Regions from separate parts of the Homo sapiens genome. Here region 2 is linked to region 1. A link is a loop called in an ENCODE intact Hi-C map of the cell type or tissue named here. Cell type or tissue: endothelial cell of umbilical vein. All regions are shown on one strand. Each heading gives the region's core, and the rest is flanking DNA. Links, peaks and the distances in the headings are about the cores only.

Region 1 (15,624 bases), core at 2,885-10,884:
CACAGATTGAGTCATATATAATCTTCAAAACATAGTCCAGCATCGTTTGTCGAAGGTATGTATGGCATCTCTTTTGTAAGTTAAGTATGCCATGTCTTGCAGATTACTTGTAAAATTCTTACCTAAAAAGCTGTTAATTTTATATTGCATTCTCCCTTTTAAATTATATTTAAAATTACCAAAGTTGTATACCACCTTTGAGTTCTAATTTCAATATTGCCAATAGGATACAGTTGTGTTTTGCTTGAATAGTTAAATGGTAAAATTGTATCTTTCTGACAGGATTTAAAATAAATATAGTAACCCCATAACCAGGGCCTATGAAAACTTAATCTGTGGGTGTCAAAATGTATTTTACTTGCCATGAAATTGCTGCAGTTAAGTTGACACATATGTATATGTCATACATGGCAATCAACAAATATGATTCGTAGATATTTTGTTTGGTTGTCATTAATTTTTTCATCCTTGCTGAAAGTACACTTAATAACCTTTGAGGAAATCTAATGCATTTATCACTGAATCAGTGATTTCTTTTTTCACCTATTGGTGTTGAACAAATAGCACATTAGGAAGCACATAGATTTATATGTGGTTTAAAAACAATGTAAAAAGCATTTTGTTTATTTGTATTTGTATTTTGAGATGTAGTTTCATCCTGTCGCCCAGGCTGGAGTGCAGTGGTGTGATTTCGGCTCACTGCAACCTCCAGCTCCCAGGTTCAAGCAGTTCTCCTGCCTCAGCCTCCCGAGTAGTTGGGACTACAGGCGTGTGCCACCATGTCCAGCTGATTTTTCTATATTTTTAATTAGAGACAGGGGTTCATCATGTTGGCTAGGCTGGTCTCAAACGCCTGACCTCAAGTGATCCGCCAGCCTCAGCCTCCCAAAGTGCTGGGATTACAGGCATGAGCCACTGCACCCTGCCGTAAAAAGCATTTTCTAAGTCAGTTAACTCAGCATCTATGATCCAAAGGCTATTCTTACGGAAGACCTTTAGAACTCTTTATTGCTTAATTCTATACACCATAAATGTTGTGAAAATAAAAGAAGCCTCGTAAGGGAAAAGGTAGCTTATGATTGTGCTCTAATAAAGCCTGACATTAATTATGACATGGGAAATGGAAGGTCTATTAGTTATAATTATAATTACAGGAATGCAATTTCAACTGCCTAATATTTAAGATAAAAAATGCAAAATAGTATGTTAGTAGAGTATAAATTTTTATTCAGGAGAAAAGAAAAAGACTTCAATCAGAAGACAGTGAGGAAACAAGAAATAGATATTTAGGGCTAGCTTAATGAACCAGTACAGTATGATCATGATTGTATCATGATACTAGGTTCTAAAAGATCCAATCCAATCCATCTATTATTGTCCCTTTCCTTCTCTTCTCTAGCCTATTATGCTGCATAAAGCAGTACACATTTTTTGTTGTTGTTGGTTGGTTGTTTTTGTCTAAATCCAACATGATATTTTTTTTCATGCCCTTATGGTCAAATGCCCACATAAGAAGTGTTAAATACACATTGAGTGCTTCATCTGGAGTGCGTCATGGAGATTCCCGTAGAAAGTATCCTATTTTCTTAGAGTCAAGACTGTTTTCTCATTTTCATGACCACATATGAGGTTTTGCAAATTCAGAATGTCCAGTGACGCAAATATTTTAGATGTTTATAGCAATATATTTTATTAGAGCTGAAAGTGTTAGGTGGTTGGTTGATATTTTGCTTTTTTTGTTTCATTTTATTTTACTTTTTGATATCTTACAGTAGATTTTTTTAGGGAGTAGTGAGCACATGAAACTAAACTTTGACTTTAGAGAATATCAGCACACAATGTTCACATGGTAATTTCACTCTCAGGAATTTATTCTAAGAAATAGTGAAAGATGCATAGTGAATGTTTGAGAGAGACAGAAAGCAAAATATTAAAAATATATAATAGGTGAACGGTAAAGTAAGTTATGGGTACTTGTAAAAGAAATATTATGCAGCCATTAGAAGTCAGATTTTTGAAAAATATTTAATGAAATGAGACTACTGAGTTTTTAAAAGTATGCAAGGCATAACTCATGCAAATTAAGAGCCAGTACAGAAATACCTTGGCTATATATAGGTGGTGATATTATAGGTGATATTTTGTATCTGTGAAGTATTAATATTTTATATTTTAACAATGCTTATGTGCTGCTTTCCTAATCAAACAGAATGAGTATTTAAAAAAAAAAATCAGTCGGGCCAGGCGCGGTGGCTCATGCCTGTAATCCCAGCACTTTGGGAGGGCGAGGTGGGCGGATCACGAGGTCAGGAGATCAAGACCACGGTGAAACCCCGTCTCTACTAAAAAAAATACAAAAAATTAGCCGGGCGCAGTGGCGGGTCCCTGTAGTCCCAGCTACTCTGGAGGCTGAGGCAGGAGAATGGTGTGAACCAGGGAGGTGTAGCTTGCAGTGAGCTGAGATCGCGCCACCGCACTCCAGCCTGGGCAGCAGAGCGAGACTCTGTCTCAAAAAAAAAAAAAAAATCAATTAATGTATAGTTGAAGAAGAGAAGTGTCCAAACTCATCACGTCAGTCCTATAAGTGAAAACAAGTAAATGATGTTATAGTCTCACACGTTGTAAGCGTAAATGACTTTCTATTGGTTTGTGTCTAGTACTGCCTTAGAGGAGGGAGGGAAAATGATGCCTTACTTAGTGGGATTCATGTTCACCTTGCACAGTGCTTGCAATGCTACCATTAGGGTTTTATTCCTTTGCACATTGCAGTGTATTAAAAATCTTAACTCAGTAGTTGGTTGGAGGAGTAATGTACATTAATAAGGTGTTTTTAGCCCTGAAGACCTATTCTGTTATCCTAATAGGTTTAAACAATGCTTCTCGGCCATGTGGTGGAGCAACTTAATCAGAGTAGGGAATGAAGAGAGGGAAAGAAGAACTTTCAAAGGCAAGAGGAAGATAGCTAAAATAAGAAAATAAAGGACAATGCTGCATACTTTGAGCTTAGAGAGAGCAGGAAATAAAAGCAGAGGGTAGAGGTGAGAACTCAACATCATATGTTTGCCGAAGAAACGGTTTTTGCATTTTTAAATTGTGTTTCTTAAGGCCACTCCTGCTGCTACTCATGAGGCCTTTTTTCAATTTGGAGGCACGTAACTCTTTGACAGCAAATGTTGTTCGTGCTATTTTAAACTGGGAAGTTGACACAAATAAATGTTTCATAGAATTCTAAATCCTGTTATCATGAAAGCTCTTGAAGTTCACCTACTTCAAACTTCTCCACACCCAAATTTTACAGATAAATATCTGAGGTTCATCCAAATGAAGTAATTTACCATCAGTTACAGATATATTGTGAAGCAGCCAAAACTAAAATTAGGATTTTCTAATTCTTAGTTTAGTGAAGAGTTCATGATTTGTCTTTCTACATAATTGTTCAGATTAAAGGGAAATACTGAGTGTTTTTGTATGGTTTTCGAAGGATCTTCATGATCCAGGGCATCTGCTTGAAGATACGAGGTGTGCTTTCACTAATTTGGGAGGAGCACATTTCACATTAAATAGTGCCCACATTTTACTCTAAATGTTAGGTGTTCACCGCAGTGAGGTAGCAAAATAGAGCAATTCAACGATATAAATTATGAAGATGCATTCTGCTTTCTTTTAAAAAATATACCACGAGCATTCTTAAGAACTGAGATTATCAAAGAAGTGATCTTTTATAATAGCTCTTTTGAAAAAGACTGAAAAATAATGAGAAGAAAAAGTGGCTAATTAATGGCCCTTCCAAGCTCTAAGTCCTTGATTGCATGAACATAGAGTTTGAGTCTTCTCATTGGACCTCGCTCTTTCTTTCTTAATGCCCTTGATGGCTCAGTGGCTTACACTTCACCTTCAGCTGTGCTTTTCAGACCATTGTCAGCTGAATCCATTTTTCACAAGTAAGCTTATGAGGGACTACAGGATCTCAAATCGATGTAAAGAAAGCTGTTGTTGAGGAATAGGGTGCTTTTTCCATTCTTCATTTTATTTTATTTTATTTTTTTAATTTTTTTTTTGAGACAGAGTTTCACTCTTGTTGCCCCGGCTGGAGTACAATGGCACGATCTCAGCTCACCACAACCTCCGCCTCCCTGATTCAAATGATTCTCCTGCCTCAGCCTCCTGAGTAGCTGGGATCACAGGCGTGCGCCACCACCATGCCCGGCTAATTTTGTATTTTTAGTAGAGACGGAGTTTCTCCGTGTTGGTCATGCTGGTCTCAAACTTCCGACCTTAGGTGATCCGCCCGCCTCAGCCTCCCAGAATGCTGGGATAACAGGTGTGAGCCACTGTGGCTGGCCCATTCTTCATTTAAAATCCATCCATTATTCACCCCAACAACCCCTCCCAGGCTCCTCATATACTTCCTTATTACCCTATTAGGGCTTTGATAAAAGCCAGTAGAAAAGCCTGTAAATTTAGAGAACGGTTATCTGTCCTTAGCACATCGAAAAATTATGTGTAGGCAGAAAAATGATGAAATAAATACTGAAAAAATATTTACCTTATGTTAAATACGTTAAAACTGGAATATGTTTAACTTTCATCTGTCAGAGCTGACAAATCTATCTGCTATTCACATAGGCCCAAGCTGGCACTTTAATCAAGAAATTTAAATACTCTTGGGTTTCTGAAATGGCAAGAGAGGAATGTTTTTATATTGTAAATGTTATTCTATGTTTTGCTGTGTTGGTGGATACTCATCCTAATCAAATAGTAGGAAAAGTAGTGAAGTAATTCCTAATGCTGCCTGTAGTAGTAAGCATTGCTTGGGCTTCCCCTTGCAGAGTTTATAATATGGTTTGAAAGTGAAACTTGTAGGATTAAATAATTGGGTAATGGAGCAAGAACAACATGGTTATTTTCTGCATCCATATAAAAATATAAATGTGTAGTGTTTTATAGGTTTGGAGATGACATGTCAGAGCCTCAATCAACTGACTAAACTTGCACAAAACTTAAGAAAAAAATAACAACATTCAGAGGGCTAAAATATCCCAGTCATTTATTTCTAAACTATTACTATTGCATTTATTACTACTACTCATCTAGCAATATCTCAGAAATTGTGTCATCAGGATATTTTACCTTAAAAAACAATTTATTGCTATTTACTTACAAGATGAGATACGTGTTCTAGGGAAACTAACCTCATACATATTTTCCAATACACTTTTCTTTCATCCTTTCTGAACAATTGGGGCACACATAAGCAACCAAAAATATTATCCAGGAAACAGAAAGTATGCAGTGATTACAAAAAGGAAAGCTGTTGAAAGACACTAATTAAAGTCAGATGGAACACAGGGAGTAGAAATAAAGGTAACTGATATTTATTTTGAATATTCAAGGCTTACCATAAACTAGCAGGCTTCATTATTTCCAAAATGGAAAGCCCATGATCAATAATTTCTCCCTCTTGAACATTCTATGTGTGTGTGTCTTGTTTTGTTTTGGCTGATGTGTTTTAAAGAGATAGGGTCTCGCTGTCTTGCCCAGGTAAGTTGCTAACTCTTGGCCTCAAGCAATTCTCCCTCCTCAGCCTCACTGTAGTTGGGATTACAGGTGCATGCCACCACTGTCTGAACATTCCAATGTCACTTACTATTCAGTGTTTTCACATTGAAGACATTATTTTATCTTAGTTATTTTTTAAAAATTGTATTATTGCTGGGATTCTAATTAGGCAGCTAAGGAGGAAAGGAAGTAGAATAGTATTTTTCTATTCATATTCCCTTTGAAAGTATGGAAGTGTCACCAAGTTGTTACGAATGTATGCCTTCTTCTCTTCTCAGCAACCACAACAGTCTATCTCAAGGCCCGCCTCCCTCTTATATAGTTATAGAAGGCCTAGAATTATAAAAACCACAATATCTAAAACTCTGAACACCTAAACAAATTATTTCAATATAGATAATGCATATACTTCTCAAATCAATCTATTATGAATTTTATATCCAGCCCCTAATAATTATAAATTTATAATTCATGTATTACATTGATCAGACTTTAAATATATTGAATAATGGAAGTTAGACAACATATTACAATTATTTTAAATATGAAATATTACATTTGAAGATATTCATTTTCAGTTTGTCATTTTTATTTACATATTTTTGAACCACCTTAAAAAGTAATTCCTTAGAAAATATTGAATATTTTTAAAGCCCTGGAAAAAAAGTTAGCAATAAATTAATAATTCGGTATACGTTCACTCTTTGGTGATTTTCCTCTGTCCCATATTTTTTCTGAATGGTGGGTTCATCTCCCACCTGCCTATGTTAAGTATTTTAGTTTTGAGCTCTAACATACTGCCATAAATTTATTTATTCTGTATGACTGTATTAATCAGATATTAGAAATTGGAGGTTGAATATTTGTCATAATGCCATAATAAATAATCCTTCCCAGGTTTAAAACCAAAGACTGGGCAGTTTTTCTGTTTATCCTCTTCCTTTTCTGTAGGCATGGCAAGGATCTGTTGATCAGTGGTTTAGAGATATACACAGGGACTGTTTACTGCAACTTTTTTCTCACATGGCTTCAGGTCACTGAAAGAAAAAAGTGTTTTTTTCCCCTTCGGAGTCAAGGAACAAAGTACAAATGGCTGATAAAACCCATTCCATATTCAATACTATTCAGGATAGGATTGACTCTTCAAAAAATATTTCCATAATTGCTTATATATTGCTTCCTCTCCATAAAAACTCTGGATATTTTTAAATATTGCCATCTTTAGTAATTTCCAGGGCAGCAATGATTATGATTCCATGAACTTTGGCCTTTTGTGCTTGATATGTAACACTTCCAAAGGCTAAACCGTGGCCTTATTCCATTACAAAACATCACTTGCTTATGGCTACATTTTCTCCTGAAACATGGCAGCTCATTTTTTCCCTCCTAACTCTAAAACTATTGCTTAAAGAAATTCAAGTGTAGGATCACTTGGGAACTTTAAAGAATGAGCTATTGAACTTTCAGAAAATGTTAACATCTTATCTCTTTCTCAATATCCAAAGATAATTTTCTTTTACACATCCAGTGATTTGTGGACTAGTAGATCACTTAATCTCTGATTTTTAGGTGCTTCAATTGTGAAAAGTGACAGTGATGTCTTCCTAATTGATTTTGTTATTGCAATAGAGGTCATAGATTGGCCTCACAATTTGACTTTGCCTTTTATTGCTTAGCATGTCTCATATGAGTTTTCCTCATTTCTTTTGGAGTTAAAATTGCAAATCTCCCAAATCAGTACTCTGGCCCACTATATCAGTTTTTCTAAGAAATACTTAAATATGCTCTAAATCTACAGTTACAGTAAGTGGCATTGGCTCTAGTGATTTGATTTGAGAGTTGAGACTACAGTCTGGATTTACTCTTTATGCATTAACACAGGCCAAATGGACAGGGACTGCATTTTAAGGCAGTAATGGAAGGCTGAAGGCTGTCTTAAACCAATCATACCAGTTTTACCCATGACTGATTGATCCCTAGGGGCAGAGCCCTGTAAGCATTTCTCTTACATGAATGGACGCTATAGAGCCTGGAGTTTCATTCATAAAATGGAGACTGAAAGGAAACACACACACACACACACACACACACACTCACTCACTCTCTCTGGAATGTCCATTTATACAGAGCTGAAGGGTGTAGTGTTCCATCAGCTGCTGCTTATGCCAGTTGACTGGAAGTAATGATTAATGCTCATTGGTCCTGCTTGCAAGTAACCTGACACTATTTATGGCCTTGCAGTGTTCCTAATGTATAGTGAATGAGAAGACAACATTCTCAAATCAGAAACATAAACAGGAACTGGTGGGTCTGAATTCCATTCAAATATGTCATTTCAGCCCCACAGTGTTTGTCTAACTTGGATTTTACAGGCAGGAAAGGGGGAAGGGATGGATAATCTGCTTGTGAGTTGTACTAGCTTGGAAAAAGGCAATTAGAAGGGGGTGGAGTGTGCTTTTATAGGGTGGGACTTTTAGTTTCTTTTTTAATAAAACAACCAGGATATTTAGGCCCAGAACTGCTTATTTCAAGTGGGTAAAGTGAACATACAACTGTTTTTATAAGTGGAACTGAGATTTGAAATTAAATGAGACAGTTTAAAGATACATGTTTGGATCTCTCTTCTCTCTCTCTCTCTCTCTCTGTGTGTGTGTCTTTGTGTGTTTTTGTCTGTTTCATGAATATGAACAAAAGAAGGGAACATATAACATTTTTTAAAGTGTTTACATAACTAAGTATCTGTTTTTAGGTTTCGAATATAGTTTTAGAATTTTTACACTTAAATGATTTCTATACTTAAATGAGTTAACTAATAGGTTTGAGGAAAAGAGACATTTTATTTCATAAAACATTTTCAACTAGGATATGAACAACTTGAAAAAATTTTCAAGGAATTTTTATCAGATTAAATAGATGGTTATTGTTCTTATTTTGTGTGTGTGTGTGTGTGTGTGTGTGTGTGTGTGTGTATGGTTTCTATTTAGTTGTTTCTAACAATCTGGAAAATTTTACAGGAGAGTAATTCAAAGATAAATATGAAAAGTATCAAAAAAAAAAAACCAAAAGAACAACAAGCATGTGTTATTGTGATTCATTTAACTATTCTCTTTAAAAGTATTTTTCAACTCTCTGTTCTGGTAATTTTTTTTTTTAGTATGTGGGTCTGTACATTTCACTGCTCCATCTGTTTTTCTTAGTATTAAAAAATAAAACCACTCACTTAACATGACACTGGAAATATTATAGTAAATCCTGGGCCTGACATCCATTTACGATTTGTGTCATATTGAGCATGTTTTGTAACCCCTTATGCCTCCAGTTTCTTCATTTATAAAAGGGCAAATAACTCTCATCTTTTAGTGTTTTTGTAACGGGTAAATATGGTTATGTTTATAAAGTCACTGATACCGTTTCTAGCACATAATAGGGGTGCAGGCAATAATAAAGGATTCCCATTGACATGATTTTATTTTGACTAGATACTTCTTCAAAGACTGCTAGTCCTTTATTAAGATGCCATTATTATTTCTAATAATTTAAAGTACAGTATTTGGGGCTAGAGGATAAGATAAAATAAGAGAGACAATACTCTTAAAACAATCATATTGTGCTAGTCCAGCAAGAGAAACAGTCTTGCTGAACTTCTTTTTTTTTTTTTTTATTATACTTTAAGTTTTAGGGTACATGTGCACATTGTGCAGGTTAGTTACATATGTATACATGTGCCATGCTGGTGCGCTGCACCCACTAACTCGTCATCTAGCATTAGGTATATCTCCCAATGCTATCCCTCCCCCGTCCCCCCACCCCACCACAGTCCCCAGAGTGTGATATTCCTCTTCCTGCGTCCATGTGATCTCATTGTTCAGTTCCCACCTATGAGTGAGAATATGCGGTGTTTGGTTTTTTGTTCTTGTTTACTGAGAATGATGATTTCCAATTTCATCCATGTCCCTACAAAGGACATGAACTCATCATTTTTTATGGCTGCATAGTATTCCATGATGTATATGTGCCACATTTTCTTAATCCAGTCTATCATTGTTGGACATTTGGGTTGGTTCCAAGTCTTTGCTATTGTGAATAATGCCGCAATAAACATACTTGTGCATGTGTCTTTATAGCAGCATGATTTATAGGAAACAACAGGTGCTGGAGAGGATGTGGAGAAATAGGAACACTTTTACACTGTTGGTGGGACTGTAAACTAGTTCAACCATTGTGGAAGTCAGTGTGGCAATTCCTCAGGGATCTAGAACTAGAAATACCATTTGACCCAGCCATCCCATTACTGGGTATATACCCAAATGAACTTCTTACTAGTATTATTCATATGCAAAGCAAATAGAAAAAGTTATCTGAATATTGTGGTGATCCAAGGAGAGATGAAAACAAGAGGACAAAGCTGTTCATGGTATGTTTTTTTTCAAATCATGTAGTTTCCAGCAAGAGAGAAATTTAAAATTGAAATTCCACATTAAAACCACTATCTCTTCAGAATTTTGTGTGGCCCATTTTGGCAGCTAATGGCATCCTGTATCATACTTTCTTTTTCTTTTTCTTTTTTTTCTGAGACAGAGTCTCACTCAGCCTCCCAGGCTGGAGTGCAGTGGCATGATCTCGGCTCACTGCAAGCTCCGCCTCCCGGGTTCACGCCATTTTCCTGCCTCAGCCTCCCGAGTAGCTGGGACTACTGGTGCCCGCCACCACGCCCGGCTAATTTTTTGTGTTTTCAGTAGAGACGGGGTTTCACCGTGTTAGCCAGGATGGTCTCGATCTCCTGACCTCATGATCCACCCACCTTGGCCTCCCAAAGTTCTGGGATTACAGGCGTGAGCCACCGCGCCCGGCCTCATATTTTCTTTTAAACCTCTGTTAATTGTCAGAGTATGGTAGTATGAAATAAATACTCAAAGTTGGTCAGGCGCGGTGGCTCACCCCTGTAACCCCAGTACTTTGGGAGGCCAAGACGGCAGATCACCTGAGGTCAGGAGTTCAAAACCAGCCTGACTTAAGATAGTGAAACCCTGTCTCTACTAAAAGTACAAAATTAGCAGGGCATGGTGGTGCATGCCTGTAATCCCAGCTACTAGGGAGGCTGAGGCGGGAGAATCACTTGAACCCGGGAGGCAGAGGTTGCAGTGAGCTGAGATCGCACCGTTACACTCCAGCCTGGGCAACAAGAGCGAAACTCCGTCTCAAAATAAATAAATAAATAAATAAATAAATAAATAAATAAATAAATACTCAAAGTTACAGTTGTGTCTATGTTTTCTATCACTTCAACTTTATTTTAAAATTTCAGCTTAGTAAGACTATCACAGGCTTGTAAAACTTGTAATAGTGCGAGCCTAGTAGATCATATAATCTAATGTTGTTTGGATCTGGTCATTATTTGTGTGGGGTATTGTCCAAAAGAAAACCCCAGGTGCTTACAAGAGAAGTTTATAATTGTGTAGATAAAATTCTATACTGTTATTTTTCGCCATGTAGCCTTAAACTTTCAAAAGCACGTAAATTCAGATAACTGCGATAACTGCATTATTTACTTATTCTACTTTTACTTTTTCTTTCTTTACTTTACTTTTACTTTTTTTTTTTTTTGGACAAGGTCTGGCTCTGTTGCCTAGGTTGGAGTGCAGTAGTATGATCTGGGCTCACTGCAACCTCTGCCTCCTGCGCTCAAACCATCCTCCCATCTTAGCCTCTTGAGTAGCTGGCACTACAGGTGTGTGCCACCACATCCAGCTAACTTTTCAAGTATTTTTGGTAGAGATGGGGTTTCACCATATTGCCCAGGCTGGTCTTGAACTCCTGGGCTCAATCAATCCTCCCACCTCGGCCTCCCAAAGTGCCAAGATTACATGCATGAGCTACTGTGCACAGCCTACTCTTTTTTTGAGATGGAGTCTCACTCTGTCACAGCTGGAGTGCAGTGGCGCGATCTCGGCTTACTGAAACCTCCGGCTCCTGGGTTCAAGCGATTCTCCTGCCTCAGCCTCCCGAGTAGCTGGGATGACAGGCACGCGCCACCATGCCCAGCTAAATTTTGTATTTTTAGTAGAGACAGGTTTTCACCATGTTGGCTAGGGTGGTCTCGAACCCCTGACCTCAGGCGATCCGCCCACCTTGGCCTCCCAAAGTGCTAGGATTACAGACGTGAGCCACCACGTCTGACCTCTACTTTTCTCTCTTTTTTTTAAGATTTTGCAAATGCTATTACAAGCATATTAAAACCATCTAAAAATTAACATATTTCTCCCCCATACTCAATCAATAGTAGATTCAGTACATCCGAGCTATTGTGAAGTAAGTATCTCTGCAGATTTTACATTATTTATATTCACAGTTTACTTAAAACCCTAAAGAGAAAGATCCCATCTAAGTGTGAGTGAGGTAATACTAAATTCATCACTCCCTTGTCAGGATTTCTCCAGCTTTGCTGCCTTCTTCACATGAGGTTCAGTAACTAAGATGTTACATTCATGTGAAGTTCAGTAACTAAGATGTTACATTCGCATCCAGTTCAGTAACTAAGATGTTACATTCACATCCAGTTCAGTAACTAAGATGTTACATTCACATCAAGTTTAGTAACTAAGATGTTATATTCACATTGAGCTTCCTAATGAACAGCAAATAGGTCTTATAAAACTTGACTTTTTTGCTATCATTCTCACATGAATTCAGATATATATGTCCTTATTTTGGAAGATAATTACTTTTAGACTTGTTCTGCAATAGAGTGGTCATATGGTAAAAGTAAAAAAAAAAAAATTATTTCCATTATCATTCATTCTAGGAAACTTTATGAAATAAGTTTTCTCAATTGAGTGCACTCAATTTGACATGTGACAATTGGAAAAGCAGGCTAAAAGTATGGCATATACGTGATGGCTTTGCATTTAAACACATCTGCATAAAACTCAGGTAATCTATGCATCCTTGTAAACCTTTGGATTTTAAACATAAACTATGAGCTTACCAGCAAATGAGAAGAAGTAAGCAAACAAAAAATCTAGTGAAGTACTAAGTTTAAAAGAGATAAAATGTTGGCAAGATCTGTCACTATGCTCATCTTTCTTGAATGAGATTGGTGATATTAATTCTTAATACAACTCAGTATTTTTTACATAATAGACAAATGTTTTTGAAAAACTAGTTGAAACTCCTAGGTATGCATTGATACACACATTTTTTACTGAGTATATGATAATTTCAGATATGTGTTTACATACACATTTTGGCTCTGGATATTTTATGCACCAAGTTTTAGAAATCATCAATATACAATAGACAAGTTTATGTGCACTTGATTTTGTCATATCAACTCCACAAGGAGTTAGTCAAGTGTATAATCAATCCAGCTTTGCACTATATACTTATAGGAAAGCAAAACCACATTAAAATACAACATCAAACATATTTATATTTTACTGAGATTTCTCATTTCCTCTAAGAGATTCAAATGCTTAATTAAGTTATACAGTCGTTATTGGTAGAAGAATTTAACCAAAAGCATCAAATGGAAAAGACTTGTTTTTCTCCCTTATTTAGAGGTTATAATATGTTATAATTCCAGATTTACACACTATTTGATAGCAGAGCAATTTCAGCCAGCTCTGTACAGATATTTCAGGCAACTGTGGCAAATCTTTTCTCTTTGCCGTGGCCTGATGTAGATCCTTGAAATTTTAAGCAAACTCTGCCCTAAAGGAGAGCCTCCATTCTGCTATAGAGGCAGCAAATATGCAAATCAGAGAGTGCCTAGCAATTTTAAATGTGCAAATTCAATACTGCACTTTGTGGTCAAACCTTTGGTAAAGCTTCCCAAATCAATATTATGTTTCCCAGCATAGCTTGAAAATGCAAATCAAGAGACAGAGAAGAAGGTAACTTTTTTTTTTTTTTTTTTTAGTTTCTTGTCTGCGTATTTTAATTTGAAGAGAACTTTACTGATGTTACTAAACGTGAAAACTAATCAAATTAGATAGTTTGGGGTGTTAGTTTATTATTCTTCTTAACTTCCGCTACATTGATTAGTGCATTAAAATGACAACAGGGCTTTGTTGCTTTGAATTTTTACAGCATATTAGATCAGCTTTCATCACCATGAACTCATCTGTAACAAATTATAGGCAGTTTAATTTCTGTAAGCTGATTTGGCCAGTACTAATATGTCATAGAGCATTTTGATCCACAAGTTTTGAAACAAATAAAATTCTTTGTCCTAAATTAAATTTACATAATTTAATTTTTAGATTTAATTTAAAACTTTTAAAACCAGAGCGCTTTAGGAGCTAACATGAGGGGGTAATACTGTAAAAAGAAGCTCAAAAGAGGTACCCCCGGCCGGGCGCGGTGACTCATGCCTGTAATCCCAGCACTTTGGGAGGCCGAGGCGGGTGGATTACTTGAGGTCAGGAGTTCGAGACCAGCCTGGTCAACATGGTGAAACCCCGTCTCTACTAAAAATACAAAAAATTAGCCAGGCATGCTGGCGGGAGCCTGTAGTCCCAGCTACTCAGGAGGCTGAGGCAGGAGAATGGCCTGAGCCGGGAGGCGGAGCTTGCAGTGAGCTGAGATCACGGCACTGCACTCCAGCCTGGGCGACAGAGCGAGACTCTGTCTCAAAAAAAAAAAAAAAAAAAAAAAAGAGGTACCCCCAAATAGTTAAAGCATCTACTGGAGAGTCTGGCTTAAACCTTATAAGTTTATAATGAATTTTATTGTATTTTAGATATCATAGATTAATAGATAGATTTGTGAAAAATATTCCAAAATAGATACACTAATAATCAACAAATCAGTCATCTCATATAATTTAAGAACAGCAGAGTAAGATAACAAATGTAACTTATTTAGATATATAATTATTTTTAGTTTTAAGTACTGTGGTTAAAGTACTCAGTTTAAATACTTGTGAGGATCACTTAAAAATAGTGTTATTAATAATAAGTCCCATATGGTGAATTCTTACAGTGTGCAGATACTGTGCGAAATGTTGCACATAACTTACTCCACGTGGTCCTCCCAACAACCCTTTTAAGGATGTCATTATTATTATTATTCCCACTTTACAGATGAGGAAGTTGGGAGTTAGAGATGTTAAATAACAACAAAATGTCATACTCCCATGCAATGTCAGAACTGAGATTCAAAATCAGTTCTATCAGATGACAAGGTGCCTGTTTATAACCATTGTGCTGTACTTGTACTAATGATCCTTAAACTATAATCTGTGGATGCATAATAGGACAGTGTGAATATGCTGTCATCTTAATATTTTTGCATGAGTTAAACTACAGCTTGTTACGGTTGTTGAACTTTGTACATTTTATTCGTGAAGAAACAGAACTGAATGCATATGCAATGCCTCCTTCCTCTGCCACAAAACATTTGCCTTTGAAGTCGCCGCTTAGCTAGTTTGGATCATAGTCAAGCATTTAACAAAAGTTAAAATGTAATGCCAAACTTCATTGGTTGGATTTTTTATTAGATAAGGTAGAAATGAAAGCAGCAGGCAATTTAATTAGCAGTAATTTTTCTGGGCAAGTCATTACTTTGATGAACTTCAGAGCAATGTTTATGGCTCCTAATTAACCATGTTAGTCATTTGATTGAATAATCACTTTGGAAATGTTTCTACAATTTGATTAGAGTCTGACCCACTCTGATAGTCATAAATTAACTGATATCACTTAAGGATAACATGACTTTACTTACTTTATGGGGATAATCTCCCCTTAGCCATATTTTTTCAGGCTTCTCTGGACTGTATAAAGGACACCAATTTTAAGTATAGACCAGATTTAAACAATGCTAGCCAAGTGTATCCATTTTAAGAGCTAGATGTTAATTTTATTTACACTAGAGTATAAATAGTAACAGCAATTGGCAAAAACACAGTCGTATTCCATATATTTCTAAATTGCCATCCATTGCTTTTTTGAGTTCACAAGTTGGGCCTTTGGAAGTGTAATGGAGATTCTGGCATTAACCTTATTATATGTTATTAATTTATTATGAATTTTAAATCAGTATATCTTAAATATCATAGATTAG
Region 2 (15,624 bases), core at 2,804-10,803, 120 kb after region 1:
GAGGTGTGTCCCAGTCAGGAGACACGGGGGTCAGAGACCCACTTGAGGAGGCAGTCTGTCTCTTAGCAGAGCTGGAGTGCTGTGCTGGGATCTCTGCTGTTCTCTTCAGAGTGGGCAGGCAGGAATATTTGAGTCTGCTGAAGCTGCACCCACAGCCGCCCCTTCCCCCAGGTCCTCTGTCCCAGGGAGATGGGAGTTTTATCTATAAGCTCGTGACTGGGGCTGCTGCCTTCTTTTAGAGATGCCCTGCCCAGAGAGGAAAAATCTAGAGAGGCAGTCTGGCTACAGCAGCTTTGCTGAGCTGTGGTGGGCTCCACCCAGCTCGAACTTCCAGGAGGCTTTTTTTTACACTCTGAGGGGACAACGGCCTACTCGAGCCTCAGTAATGGCAGACGCCCCTCCCGCCATCAGTCTCAAGCATTCTAGGTTGACTTCAGATCGCTGTGCCGGCACGAGAATTTCAAGCCAATGGATCCTAGCTTGCTGGGCTCTCTGGGGGTGGGATCTGCTGACTTAGACCACTTGGTTCCTTGGCCTCAGCCCCCTTTCCAGGGGAGTGAACGGTTCTGTCTCACTGGCATTCCAGGTGCCACTGGGGTACAAATAAAAAAAACACCTGCAGCTAGGTCTGTGTCTGCCCAAACAGCCGCCCAGTTTTGTTCTTGAAACCCAGGGCCCTGGTGGTGTAGGCGTCTGTGGGTTGCAAAGACCATGGGAAAAGCGTAGTATCTGGCCTGGAATGCCCCGTTCCTCACGACACAGTCCCTCAGGGCTTTCCTTGGCTAGGGGAGGGAGTTCCCCAACCTCTTGTACTTCCCAGGTGAGGCAACGCCCTACCCTGCCTCTGCTCACTCTCCATGGGCTGCATCCACTGCCTAACCAGTCCCAATGAGATGAGACAGATACCTCAGTTGGAAATGCAGAAATTACCTGCCTTCTGCATTGATCTCTCCGGAAGCTGCAGACAAGAGCTCTTTCTATTCGTCCATCTTGCCGGCCACACCTGTATAAAGGGTTTAATGTAGACTGAAGGTGTCCTCATTGTTTCCAACTAGTCATCTATTCCAACTACTGTGATTGTGTTCTTTTGGGAGTAAAGTGTCTTTTGGGTTGGGGCAAAATTAGCTTTTGGCAAGGAAGGTGGTGTTTTTATTGTCAATGCAATAATGGAAAAGGACAGTTAGAAAAGTTATCCCTCTGTCTCATGGCTGTCACTGTAGCTGATACTGATTTAAAACCTAAAATAGGTGCAGCACTGACCTGCTTCAGAATGATGCCTGTAGTGGCAGATGGTGGGATTCTGTTTAAACCAGATTGTTCATGCCCAATCTCATGCCCTTGTGCATTTCAGCTGCTATTTTTCATTTATTATAAAAATGCCATTATCTTGACCAGTAATGCAGTTTCTCAGATAGTTTGAAATCCTTAAATCCTTATTTTGTGGAGAGTCTGTGCTGGAACACCACCGGCTGTGCCTTGTGTGCATCACATTAGGCTAATGTAGGGTGGAAATAGCAAATCGACTTTGATAACGGATTTTCAAGTGTGCTCTTTGTGGATGAAATGCTGTTTCACTTATTATGATTTTTTCAGGCAGTAATTTATTTGTAAATGTCTTGACTGTACTTTAATGCCACTCTGTCTCTGGGGGTGAGTCTCTGTTACAACCAGTTATAGAGATAACAAGGTTAGGAATACATCCTCACGTGGTATTTGTCTAGGGCCTGAAACTTTTTTTGTTGTGACAGCCTGACAGGAACAAATGATTTGAAAAAATTTAGCAGCAGAAGGGTAGGGAGGCTACAAATTAGCATATAGTTGCCCACAGGCATTATATATGTAGGGTTTTATTTTTTTAATAAGGAAGTCAGAAGATGGCATCTGAACATTAAGAAACCATTTTAATATCTTTTCTGCTAATACTGTTGTGAACTGGTGATGGTGGGTGATAGTGGGTGAGAAAGCCAGAAACTGTTTCTTTCCAAAAGGTAAAAAATGTGAGTCAAGTATGTTAGATACTGTTATTATAGGGGTTCTTACTGACTTCTCAGATGGAATGAAAGTTCATGTCCATATGTCAATTGTTAGAGGGGTTTATGTTCTAGCCCAGAGTTCAGTATGCTTTCTCTGTAGAAGATCATAAACATTTCAACTTTCTTGGCCATATGATCTCTTATAATGACTCATCTCTGCTACTGTAGTGCAAAAGCAGCCATATACAATGCACAAGTTGAAGAACATGACTGTGTTCCAATAAAACTTTATTTATAAAAACAGGCAGTTGGCCACATTTGGTCCATAAGGCCATAGTTTGCCAACTCTTGTTCTAGGTTAAGTGAAGAAGGGTGTTTGAAACGCTTACACAATGCACTTGCTACTCTTTAAAATAGCTGTGAAGATTCCTTACCCCATATAATCTAAGTTATTCTGTCCTAGGCCCCTTCTCCACAGCTTTGTTAAAATTACAAATTTCATACACTTATCACTATCAACCTCCACTTCTGTGCATTACAAGTGATTTGAATTTAAAACATTTCTTGAAGGACATCAGAAAAATCTTTTAGTGCTGACAAATTCAAGTAAAGTCCTTTGGAGAGAAAGTTAGTTATTATTATCTTAGACAAAGGTTTGGGATGGAGGTTGATTGTATTTTCAAATAATAATCTTCAAGGGCTAAAGGTTTTGTTTTCCAAGCAGGTGGACTTACTTTGCTCTTTCTTTGTTTTTTTCTTTTTTCTTTTTTTTTTTTTAAGTTTCTCTCTCCCCTCCCCTCTCCCTTTGCCGCTTGACTGTATCATACTGTGTTACTGGTTGAGGAGGTGCTGCGTCACCTTCTGTATTGTTGCTTGATCTTTGATTTCCTGTGAAGCACAATGAATCTTACATTAGACTCTTCTGAGTCAGGTGGTGCACCATCTGTTCCCAGGCCTGGAAAACATGAGTAACACAGAGCAACAGAAAGCAACAGCTACCCCAGTTTTTAGCAGAATATTCATATTTACATAGCAAGAGAGAGGGAGACAATTCTGATTTTAGGCAGGGTAGAAGTTTATTTTTCTCACACTCATCGAATACATTTGACATAAAACCTTTATAAAAATTATTTTACACATTAGTACACTCATAGGATGGGATAGGTTTGAACCTACTTGCCTTTGTTGTTCTGGGGTGATGTTAGATTTAAGTGGTTGGGAATGGTTGTGTAATTGTACATAAGAGCTGCATTGCATGAGGCTACCCAGAATACACGAGAGCAGCTGGCAAACCTAGGTATTGAAGCTGATAGCAGGTAGCCTATAACAAATTGAAAGAATGAAGGCCAACCAGATCTGGCTGCCAACCTGTGATAGCATTTAAAAGGTTGAACTAAACTTCTGTTAAGAACATGAGAAGCCCATTACCGCACAGCTTTAAATCCCCGAGCTAAATAATTAACTATAGATGAAACTCTTTTAACTATACATTGCCCTGGTAGTACTTTATTCAAATTAAAAGCAAATCACTTTCATAATACACTCATCAGTTTAAACGCATGGTATACGCTAACATTATTAAAACATATGTCTGTCATGAATTAAAGCATTAAAGGCCCACCTCATTAGGGTCACACAGGTCCTCAATATGCCATAATGACTTCCCTAAATATATTATGTTGATTACAGAAAAAAAATAGCATACTTTTAGAAAGTATTTAAAATAATTCATTGATCATCCTGCACTGCTTTAGTTCTTACTAGATATTTTTAAGAACTGGCATTCAGTAGGAATCTAAAACACTGCCAAGAAATTGTAAAAAACTGAGGAACCTATAAAAATAAATGACACAGAAAGCTACTTAGGTTAACTCTATAAACTGCTGGCTGTCCCCTTCCGAAGTCTGTGGAATCACCAGGGAGTGGAAAGTTCTGTTTTATTCAATTGCTGAAGGCGCCTCCTTTCAGTATCAACCCTGGCACATCTGGTATCATACTTGAAGGCAAAACTTAACAATTTCAGTTCGTATTTGAAAGAGTATCAAGCAATGGTGGTTTATTCAATTTCAGGAGATTATGAGAGGGTAGACACTGTTGAGGACATAGAAGAATAGGTGTCTAGTCATCAGAGACAGTTTTGTAGATTTTCTTGGCTTCAGGAAGAGATATTTTGAGACAAAAATTGGACTATTTGGAGCAGCAAGAGGTAAAGAAAATGTGATGTCATGTTAGAGAAAAAGGGAAAGGATGAGTTAATGGAGCACTGCCACTTTAAAAAAATATTATTTTAGTATGATTGATCATAGCCTTACCATATTTTTCTACTTTGCCTTTTCATAACTAGAATTAATACAGATGCAGTCCAAGCTCAGCAAAAAACATTTCTGATAATGGGAATAGCTCTACTTCTGGAACCCCAAATGTAATCTTGACACGTTTATAATCACCTTTAAGAAATACAGAACAACAACCCAGTGTTGCTATAAACAGCATGCTATTTATTTTCAGAACTGAAAGTTTAGTGTGGAGCATGTTAAAATCCATTCTGCCTGTGTTGAAGGTATTTTTAGACTTCCAAAATTCATGTTGAAATTTTATGTGATTAAAAATATCTAAGCACTTTCATTTCCATCTTTTCACTAATATGTGGTCCTTCCGAGGGACTTATGAACTGAAGGCCTTTGACTTCTCTCTATGCAGTCTTTATGTCAAAAATATACGTGGTTCTTGGACCATAGGGTTTTTCACAACATTAAAAGAAAAATAGGTTTTCCAACCTTTGATCTCCACCCTGGTCTACACAGCTGTGTTTTTCATGGATCCAAGATCCACATTGCCAATTGGAGCAGCTTGTCAGGCACTTCCAACCCATTCCAGGAGAACACATTGCAGATTTTGCTTCCTGATTCCACTCATGTTTCCATTTGCTTGATATTAGTGGAATTCGAGGACTCCAAAATGTACACAAAACTCACAAATGTTGTGCATAAAGATTCAAAAATGAAGAACTGAAGCAATTTTCGAGCAAGTCAAACAGCAAAATAACTGTGACCTCAGGATTCATATCTCAGTACATCCTAAGATGATTTTTGACTTCTTGTGGGTCTCAACTGGTTTTTTGAATTTCTTTGCATCTGTTTTAGTGTTGAGATGAAGAATTCACTGTCCTGTCCTAGTAAGTACCACAGTGCGTATATTTGCCTAACTGGTACCTGACAAGTACACACTGCTTCCTCGTCTATCTTCTTAGCGATGGGTTTGCTTTGAGTACAATTGCTTTACATTGTTGAATCATGCTAGATTTGGTAGTTATAGCCAGAATTTTTCTTCCTTTGTAAAAATCATCTATAATTCCTTTATGCATACTTCCCTAAACTTATTACAAATAAATTTAATTTGGACAATTTCACAGTTGGAATTATTGGACTAGCTCTACACAGCAGTTAGAGCGAACCTCTGTGCTCCTCAGTCAGTAGCTCCAGGCTGCCTGTTGGTGCCTCTATCTCTTCTTACTAGTAACCTCATCTTTTCTTCATTTCTTTTTGGTCCAGTTTGAATTCTATGGTCCACGCTTTGAGTAACTCTCCTCCAGTGACATAAGCTCTCTTGCCTTTTCATTATATTCAGGCAAATAATCAACTGACCTCTTTATCTGTGCCAGTTCCTGGGTAGCAGAGCATAGCTAAAGAAAATAATACAAGATAATAGACTGATATGGTATGGTTATACCTCCTTATACCTTCCATGATTTCCATTCACTACCATATTCCATCAGTTTAACATGGTAATTATCTCTTGCATCCATTTATATTCATGTGTGCAATCACTATTCTAGTTAAAACCACCATTATTTCTTTTTCTATTCCTATAATTGTCAGCAGATGATATTCCAAGACCTACTCTTAACCCACTCTGATTCTTTTTCTCTAATACTCTTTTAAAAATTCATGTATGTTTAAGTGCCTCCCCTACTGTTAACGCTTGAAAGCTGCCCAATCCGCTTAGGATTAAAACCAAAATTTTTGACTTGGCCTCTATGATTCTGCACAATCTACCACTTCTCGGGCTGTCTGTACTGCACTGGCTGGCATCATCTTCTCATGATCTTTGGTGACCAGAGACCTCTTTGCTACCTTGAATGTTCTTACTCCTTTTCTTTTCCAAGGTAAATGCTATAAAACCTTCAGATCTTAACTCGGATAGCATTACAAAAAAATTGCTTCCTCCTGTCAACCCCACTCTATCTGGTGGCCCTCACCCAGTGACTAAATGACCAGGATTACAAAAAGGACATATCCTGGCCTCAATGTGGCATAATTCAGTGGTATAATTCATGTTCTCCAGAGCTCCCCATGGGGTGAAGTTCAAGTCAGTTTCCAGCTGAGACCACATTCTTGCTTAGCTTTCTTCCCTGCTTATCCTGATTTCCTGAGAACACTTCCTCAATTACTTACTCACACAAGAATCCTGATTTCAGGCTCTGTTTCTAGAGACCTCAACGTAAGGCAGCACTCTACATTTTTCCTTATTACACTATTCAGTCCTTTATATGTATATTTGTGTCTTTGATTTTTGTGTTGGCCTCTATATTGTAAGCTCATAAGGGAAGGAATTATGTGTGTTTTGCCCTTCTTATATATACAGTACCTCACAGAGTGCCATGCACATGGTGTTCAATATATAATATTCAACGAATCTAAGTATCATTATCCTGCCCCAGTGAGGGACAGGGTTTAACTGTAGGTTTCTGAGCAATTTCTGGCCATGATGAGTATTTGTAGGCACAGGGATTCCCACTCCAGGAAGAAAGTAAAATGAGAGGTCATGTGTTTATTCTTTGGTCTTTTTGACCTTTGAATCCTGTCTACCATGAGTTTAACATGGACATACCAAATCATGATTTTATCTTATTTTGGCTGACTAATTCTTGCATAGCTATATCAATATACATGTCCAATCCCTCGATATTAGCTAAACTCAAGACCTTTGCCCATTCTTATTGTCAATCCATCATCCAAACCGGTTCATTGATCAAACTGTGACATATTCTCCATGTCTGGAAGTATATGGAAATTTTTAAAGTTCCATGATTCAGAAAATAGAGACAACAGGTCAACAGAAATATGTTTATTTCTACAGAAAATTTAGCTTGCCTAGATCATTTCTGTAATTTTTTAAATCCTAAATTTTCCATTTTTGTTAGTGCTACTCTTTCAAAGTACCTATAAGCATATCTTTTATTAAGTATTTTATTAAAATACTAAATAATTTCAATCCAAGATTATTCTCTCTGTATTTCTGATTATAATATTTTCTGAGATTTTATATTTAGCATTAAAAAATTGGGGTTCTACTTAAATTACATTCCTCAAATATAATTATATTTAATTTTCTATGTGTTTCTCTGTATGTAAAGGGGAGAATGCTAAAGTTAGACCTTAGTTAATATGAGCAAATTGCTTTCAGTAAAGACGTTTTCTGAAGTAATAAATAAACAACTGCGAGGGGATGTTATGTATTTTTTTTCTTTTTAGTAAATTTTAGTAAATTAGATTTCCTGTGCCACCATTTATAGTCCCCCTAGTAAAGTTCCTTTTAACCTAATTCACTAGAGTGAATTATTGGGCATTGATTGAGTGAATAGTTATCAGGAGTCACAATCTGGCAGGTGGTGAGAAAAATTTTTATGAGAAAATGTTTGTAAAAATTATATGAGAAATATCTTCTCTTAAGTATGTCTCCAAGGTTGGTTATGAGTTTCATTATGCCATTGAAAAGAGAACCAAAGTTTCCATAGAACCACAGAATTCAGCAATCAAGTGAAGCTAGTTTTAGATTGTGAAGCACATGCATTAAACTCAGCCAATGCTTCATTTCACTGAAGTCACTTTTAGAAGCAATTGTTGCATGATTTTGGAAGGAAAATTTCATGGTTGGTCATTGAAAAGAGAAGAGAACAAACTGACTGATCTGTTTTTTAGAGGTTCCTCATTGCAGTTATCCTTATGTTATGAATACCCCTGCATGGTAATTCATCTTTACTTCTGCCCTTTTTCACGTTATGATCAATTAGCAGGCAATGGTAGAGCTGCTGATTAATTTCAGAAAAAAAGGTTTTAATAATTCTTGGATTCTAATTACTGAAAGGTAGTTAGGACTGGCATAAATTTCCACCTCCCTGGCATCATTTGGAAATACTTTTGCAAAATTAAATATATATCATTAGAAAGAAAAAGTAGAATAGAGGTCTTAAAGAAAAATAATATTTTAATAAAGTACTTTACATTTAAAATATAATTTTCAAAAATTTAAATATATTAAAATTTACTTTTAAAATATATTAATTTTAAATAATTTTTATAATTTTATAAGTATATTTATACTTAAAATATAATAAGTACCAACATAAAAGCTCCATTTGTCTTAGCTTCAAATTCAAACAATTCTTACATAAAATGTGATGGAGAGCTCATTAAGTTAACTAAAATCATAAAAGTATCCTCAGTAATTGGGTGATGGCTTTAACAGGTATTTGTCTCATACAAAATCAGAAATAAGACAACTGATTTCAATTTTGGCAGGAAAATATGGTAAATATTTAATTCTAAAATTTATATCTAAAAATGACCTACAGAAAGTTTCAAACAAGTTTTCATTAACAGATGATGGGGAAGGAAAGGGGAGTTCTATTGTGGAAAAGGAACAAAACATGTTTAATACACATCTTGCTGCTTGCATTTTTACATCTTGGACTTTAGGAAAGCCTTTTCTTTTTTCTTCTCTTTCTTCTCTCTCTCTTTCTTTCCTTCTCTTTTTTCTTTCTTTCTCTTTCTTTCTTTTTTTTTTGAGATGGAGTTTCGCTCTTGTCCAGGCTGGAGTGCAATGGCACCATCTCGGCTCACTGCAACCTCCACCTCCTGGGTTCAAGTGATTCTCCTGCCTCAGCCTCCTGAGTAGCTGGGATTACAGGCGCCTGCCACCACACCCAGCTAATTTTTTTTTTTTTTTTTTTTTTTTTTTAGTAGCGACAGGGTTTTCGCCATGTTGGCCAGGATGGTCTCTGTCTCTTGACCTCGTGATCCGCCCACATCGGCCTCCCAAAGTGCTGGGATTACAGGCCTGAGCCACTGTGCCCAGCCCACATTCATTTTCTATGTGGCACGGTTCTTTTTGAAATTCTTCTCTGATTCTATATGCACTGACATAAGCATTCTCTATTAAAGTTTCCCACCTTCTGTGCCATGCTTCTATGCTGTTTTGGGTATATGGAAGTAAATTCCAAACACACTAGTATACTGACCACAAAATTGGTGGAAACGATACTAGTGATCCAACAGCAACAGTGCTGTGTGACTTCTGATGCTACCATGCACGTAATTTTCAAACCAGTCAGCAACTGCACTGGCTTCTTCAGGCAAATGAAGCTTTAATTCATTAAAAGCTCCCAGAATGTCATCAGCTGGAAGGAATGCCAATTTAGGCAAATGATGCATTTTAAAGCTAAAGTTTTTGTTGTTGCTGTATTACATGGCCAATCTACTTATCTACAGTTTTCACCAAATGGATTGCGTTGAAAGGAAAAAAACAAACTTTATTGGTAATACTTTGAAATTCATTTTTAAAAGCCTTGATTGCACTTAATTCCAAATCTGTTGTTACAGTTTGGGGATTCAGTTGAAATCCATTTTCTTCTGTAAAGTTCACCAAATCTTCAAATAAGTGTTTATATAGTGCTTCACTTTTTTCAGTCATTAATACATAAAGGAGATAAGTTCTAGAATTTTTGAAACCAACAGGGGTATGAATTGTATATAGCTGATGAAAACAGTAGGGACAATTTTGAAAGTGTCATCCATTAGCCAAAGTGAAACATTTGCTAGTTTTTCTGCATTAGACTTAGTGGTAAATATAAGAAGTGTATTTTCTTTGATAGTCAAATCTCCAATCAAGAATACTTCACCATTTAATGTGTTTTATAACACTGGAGAAAGCTCAATATCAGCAAGTGTCTTTGGTTCGGAAAATTGCTGAGTTCGTCAAATCGTTTTTCTTCTCCAAAGGGGCATTTTTGAGGGCAAGCATGACACTATGCGTGTTGGGGCAGAAGCTGAATATGATTGATTTGTCAGGGGAAGATTTCTTGTACATTTCTCCTCACTTTTAACTTCTGTGATCTTCAAAAAACTAGCTGCACTTGTATTTGGAGGGTGGTTCTGGCTTACCAATTTTGTAAGTATATGCTGTTCCTATGTGATGGTTAATAGTGAGTGTCAACTTGATTGGATTGAAGGATACAAAATATTGATCCTGGGTGTGTCTGTGAGGGCATTGCCAAAAGAGATTCACATTTGAGTCAGTGGGCTGGGGAAGGCAGATCCACCTTTAATCTGGTGGGCACAATCTAATCAGCTGCCAGCGAATATAAAGCAGGCAGAGAAATGTGAAAAGGAGAGACTGGCCTAGCCTCCCAGCCTACATCTTTCTCCTGTGCTGAATGCTTCCTGCCTTTGAACATCAGGCTCCAAGTTCTTCAGTTTTGGGAGTCAGACTGGCTCTCCTTGCTCCTCAGCCTGCAGACAGCCTACTGTGGGACCTTGTGATCGTGTAAGTTAATACTTAATAAACTCCCCTTTATATATATAGTTTTGTCCCTCTAGAGAACCCAGACTAACACACCCTATGAAAGTCTGGTTATTGCTTGGCTGTCACAAGTAAGCAATTTTCTGCCTTCCCAGCACCAATAATAATTATCTTTTAAACTTTTGTCTTTCACTGTTAAATAGCCTTGTACACTTATCATAGCCTTTTTGCAAGGGAACAATTTTCACAAATCTCTCCATTGTGTTGTAAGAAATACAATCAGGAATGATATTCATCTTCCCCAATACCAAATCTGTATTAGATAGGGTTCCCCAGAGAGACAAAACCAATAGGACATACACACATAAATATATGGGATAAGACTTATTAGGGGAATTGGTTCACACAATTATGGTAGCTACAATATGTTAAGCCCATGACAAGCCATCTTCAAGCTGGAGACTCTGGGGATGCCAGGAGTGTGGCTCAGGCCTAAAGTCTTGGAATCCGGGGCAGCTACTGGTGTAAGTTTTGGAGGCCGAAGCCTCGTGAGCTTGGAGTTCTGATGTCCAAGGCAGCAGAAAAAAAGTCTGTCCTGGCTCTCAGAGAGGGTCAAACTCACCTTTTGTGTTTGTTCTTTCCAGGACCCGGTGGACTGGATGATACCATCCCTCTAACATTGAGGACAGATCTTCCTCACACATTCCACTCAGACTCACACACTAATACCTGGAAACACTCTCACAGACACACCCAAAATAATGCTTTATCAGATTTTGAGGTATCCTTTAACCCAGTCCAATTGACACCTAAAATTAAGTCCACAAAGCCACCCCTTTTCAATTTAGCACCCATACCCATCTCCTCAAACCATGCTTAACTTCCTAATACAGACTATAATAAGGCAATAGTTCCACCTAATATGATGCCACTATACTGTGATTGTGATTTTCAGGATTTCAGACTTTAGAAATTTTAGACTTTAGGGATTTTAATTTTTTAGAACTTCAAGATCTGGGATTATGGCATTCAGGATTGTGTCTTTTGTGATTACGATTCACACTGGAAAACATAGAAAACACTTACCAGAGAGCATCTTAATAGACATGATAACCTACAGATCCCATTTGGCCGGTTTCCAAATTAACAACATGGAGATGGTCTTGTGATTAGTAGCTGACATCCTGTTCCTGAGTAAAAAATCTTATTGTGAGTCCCTCAAACTGTTATACTGACGAATACGTAACCTATTGACACGGAATAAGACACTGGCTTTTTTCTGAATCATAAAGTTTTGCTGATTATCTTGCACGTGAAACATTTTAGCCTGTGTGTTGTCATCTGTAGCCAATGACTGTCACCTCTGTATTGTGCCCTCCAATAAAAAAGGACAACTTTGGTATGAGGAGTCCCCCTTCCTTTTCCTATACTTTCTTATAAAAATATTTCAACTTGTAACAGATTTTGGAACATGCCTAATTTTGTTGGTGTGTCTTCCTGGTTCAATCTTCACATTTAGCTAAACTTTTATCAATTTTTTTCTGCCTCAACAGCCTTCATTTTGGTCCACAGAAACTTTGTCTTGCTTCTCTTCTTTCTGAGTATTTCTTGGACTCCTGCATTTCCCCATGGTGTATCATTTTATTGTAATTGAAACACAGTGATTGGCTTTTGGTGTTTGCAGGTACAATCTTTGGGGGAGGAAATTCCAAAAAATAAAAATTCCAAAACCCTGTGATACTGTCAAATATATTGGGTAAGTGGTGAACAGATTATTCTTGATTTATACACTATTTGGTGCGGACTTTTTGTGATATTGCAAGAGATGATTGAAAATAACAAAAAATAATCAGTTAGCAATTCAACTTACTCTTGGTTATAAGTATGTTTTTACATTGATCTGTTAAATCAATTGTTAGGGCTTTCAGTATTCAATTGATAAACAGGTACGTACTGGTCACTGTGCTTGTGCTATGTGATTAGAGAGATACAAAAGAAATAAAGAAAACATGGGGTGCCTGATCACTGGTAACTTGAAATTCCTGCCAGGAGACAAAACTAGCATAGGTAAGACAGTAACAGAACAATAATTTGCCAAAGGGAAAATATATATTCTGATTTAGTTAGAAAAGGCTTTAAGCCAGAGCGAAATTCAAGTCAGTACTTCTGAGTAAATTTTATTTCTGTAGGCAGGCAGGAAAGAGGGAAACCTTCTATGTCTGGGAGAGCAGAAGTATGTAGTGATAAAGAACTGTGTGTAAGGACAGTTTAAGCAGTAGGACAAACAGGCAGTCATCCTGGGAACCTTTGCCTAAGTGGAGTTGAAACAACACTCAGGAGGAAAAACACCATTGAAATACAAAAAGATGGAGAAAGCTGATTTTTTCTAGACTTTCTTTCGGAGAGAATGAATACTCTATGTTCCTAGAAGAGTATTTTAATAAGAACTGGAGTTGCTATGAATGATCCTTAAACTTAGTTCTTCAGAGGATAGATTTGGTAGGTGTCAGGGCTTGTTTGTGGGAGTGGGATTGTAAGTTTGAGATGGAGCTAAGTTGCTTGGGACAATAGAAAAGAGTCTTTTTCCGCTCTTCTCTTAAAGTGCACCTGGTTTCTGCTCTGGATAAAAGTCACAGTCTACTATTTTATGAGGTTATTAAATTTCTAGCATGATTGGGGCAACCACAGTTTGTCATTGTGCATGCTTTGATCTTGATGCTATTCTGGATGAATGTGGAAGGCCACTATTGCAAAGACCGAGACTATTAAGGGAGAAGGAATGTATGATACAGAAGAACTTAAAAGCCGGGCAAAATGAGTTGTTGGTATTTGTCATATTAAGCAATGATGATAGGCACTTGGACGGAGAGCAGAGTAGTAGTTTGAAAAAGAACTTGGGCAGAGGGGATGCCAAGACAGAGAATAGCTATAAGGAGACGGGTTTTAAATTATGTCATTTATTTAGGTGTAAGATGATAAATATTTTGACAACAATAACGACTGTTAGAATGAAATGGAAGAGATAAATACAAAACATTGTTCAACTGATAAGTAGTAGGGCCTAGAAAGAGTGCATACAAATAGAGTGAAGTATTGAAGATGATTTTTTTTTTTCAAGTTTGGTTAAGAAGAGTCACATAAATATTTGGAAAAAGAGGCAATTTGGTGAAGTTACTGCTACACTTTGAATATATGGAATTTTAGGTTGAAAAAGGAATATTTATGCTTTTTTTTCTAATGTCTGCTAATTTGTTACAATCCTTACATAATTTAGCAATTGTACAATTTAAGAAAAGAATGATACCTCACAAGTGAAAAGTAGTTGTAGATAAATTCTAGGATAAATTGAATATGAAGTAATAGTGTTGTACAATTGTCTTGAAATTTAGCTTAGTGTAGTTGTTTTTAAATTTCTATCTTGAAAAATGATAAACTTTAAATGATTATAGAAAGAGTTAAAATCATGACAACTATTCACCATTTGATGATTGTTCTGTTTATGTCCCTATTTTTTAAACTGGTAAGGAAACCACAGTAAATAAAAATAAGATGTAAATAAAGATGATTAAATTATATCTAATTTATTTTATATAAATATATATTATGCTTAATTATTACTATAAATACAGCTACAAATTACTTGTAACCTGGTACATTTGTATCTGTGTGATGAATCCTCAAAACAAGATTTGCTGGCTCAAAATATGTGTCTTTTTAATTTTAGTAGACTTAGAAAGCTATGGCAATATATAATCTTACCCACAGAATGTGAGTACTTATTTCCATATGTAGCCTATTAGGTGTTTTCTTTCCGCCTATGCAAATTTGATGTGTGCAAAATGGCACATCACTGCATTTCTTTGACAACTAGCTATGATAAGCATTCTTTTACATTTATTGTCTATTTGCCATTTCTGTTTTTCGAAAGACCTGCTTATATTCTGTGTCTGTTTTTCTGTTGGATGATTTGTCTTGTCCTCATCTTATCATAAATATTAATATTTTTATTTTCATATTGTTAAAACAATTTTCTTTTAGTCCATTTCTTGCCTTTGACTTTGATACTTGTGTTTTTACATGATTTTTTAAAACAGTCAAATGTATAATTTTCATGTCTTTCAGTTTTTGTTTTTCTGCCTGGCAAAAGTTCATATTCATCTTAATGTTAGGCAAATATTTTCCTAACTTTTTTAAAAATTTTACAATTAACTGTTTTTATCATTTAGAACTTTATTTCATTTAGAATTTATGTTTGTTTATATTGTGAAGAAGTGACTCATATATTTTATTTTTGGGTGGATGGCAATTACATAAAACTATACAACAAATTAAAGTTCTTTTTAGTACTCATTAAAATGCCAAATATATAATATATTAACTTCCCAGATAAGTCTATTTCTCTAAAATACGTTTCTATAATCTCTAGTACGTTCACTAATTTAGCTATTTATTCTTGGGTTAATTCCATATAGCTTTGAATAAAGATTTATAATAAATGTTACCATATTGTAGAGTTAATTATACCTCATTTTTTTCAAAATTGTAAAGCAATTTTTCAAATATACTTGCTTATAACAAATGTAAAATCAGTTTTTAGAAACTCCTTTCCCTGGAATTTCTCTAAGGATTTTGATTAAAATTGCATTAAATTTATGTAATAGTTAGAACACATTTCAGTTATTCTGTTTCCCATTCAAATCTGTTTTATATTATATTTTTACAAGTTTTTATATGTATTATATCTATCTTCTTACATTTAGTCTTATGGATTTTATAATTTTGGCCATGAGATACAGAACAACAGATTCTACATCAGATACAGGACCACCTACTAACAGCCATAGGTTAATAAGATTAAGACTAAGACTGTCTATTAAGGTGACTTTACTGTTTGATCATCTGCACTAACAGAACATTATTATTCCAGGAAATTTTTGCTCAAGATAATAACATTGAGAATAATTATGTTATTTGTTTCAGAGATTTCCAGAAATTTCATTTGTTCAAATTCTATGCAACTTGGTCTCATTAGGATAAACAGCCTTCTTTTCAGAAAAATTAGTTTACTTAG

The links. A loop is a pair of places that touch in the nucleus more often than their neighbours do. Peaks named below come from ENCODE experiments on the same cell type or tissue, not always from the same donor. Only the 100,000 strongest peaks of a DNase experiment are listed, where the experiment ranks them.
Region 2: a loop joins it to region 1, with 9 times the contacts of the local background. A loop is called at or near these places in 2 of 110 quality-filtered maps.

Annotation. Positions count from the first base shown.
Region 1 is chr7:13,912,470-13,928,093 of GRCh38, reverse strand. All of the region lies in intron 9 of ETV1 (ETS variant transcription factor 1), which reads left to right. Among named protein-coding and RNA genes, the nearest start is that of ETV1, 69 kb to the left of the region's middle. In endothelial cell of umbilical vein, for the core only: no CTCF peak of the experiment used is centred there; a DNase peak (open chromatin) is centred at 7,793; H3K27ac peaks cover 2,289 bases.
Region 2 is chr7:13,788,499-13,804,122 of GRCh38, reverse strand. No RefSeq gene overlaps it. Among named protein-coding and RNA genes, the nearest start is that of ETV1, 190 kb to the left of the region's middle. In endothelial cell of umbilical vein, for the core only: no CTCF peak of the experiment used is centred there; a DNase peak (open chromatin) is centred at 2,862; H3K27ac peaks cover 729 bases.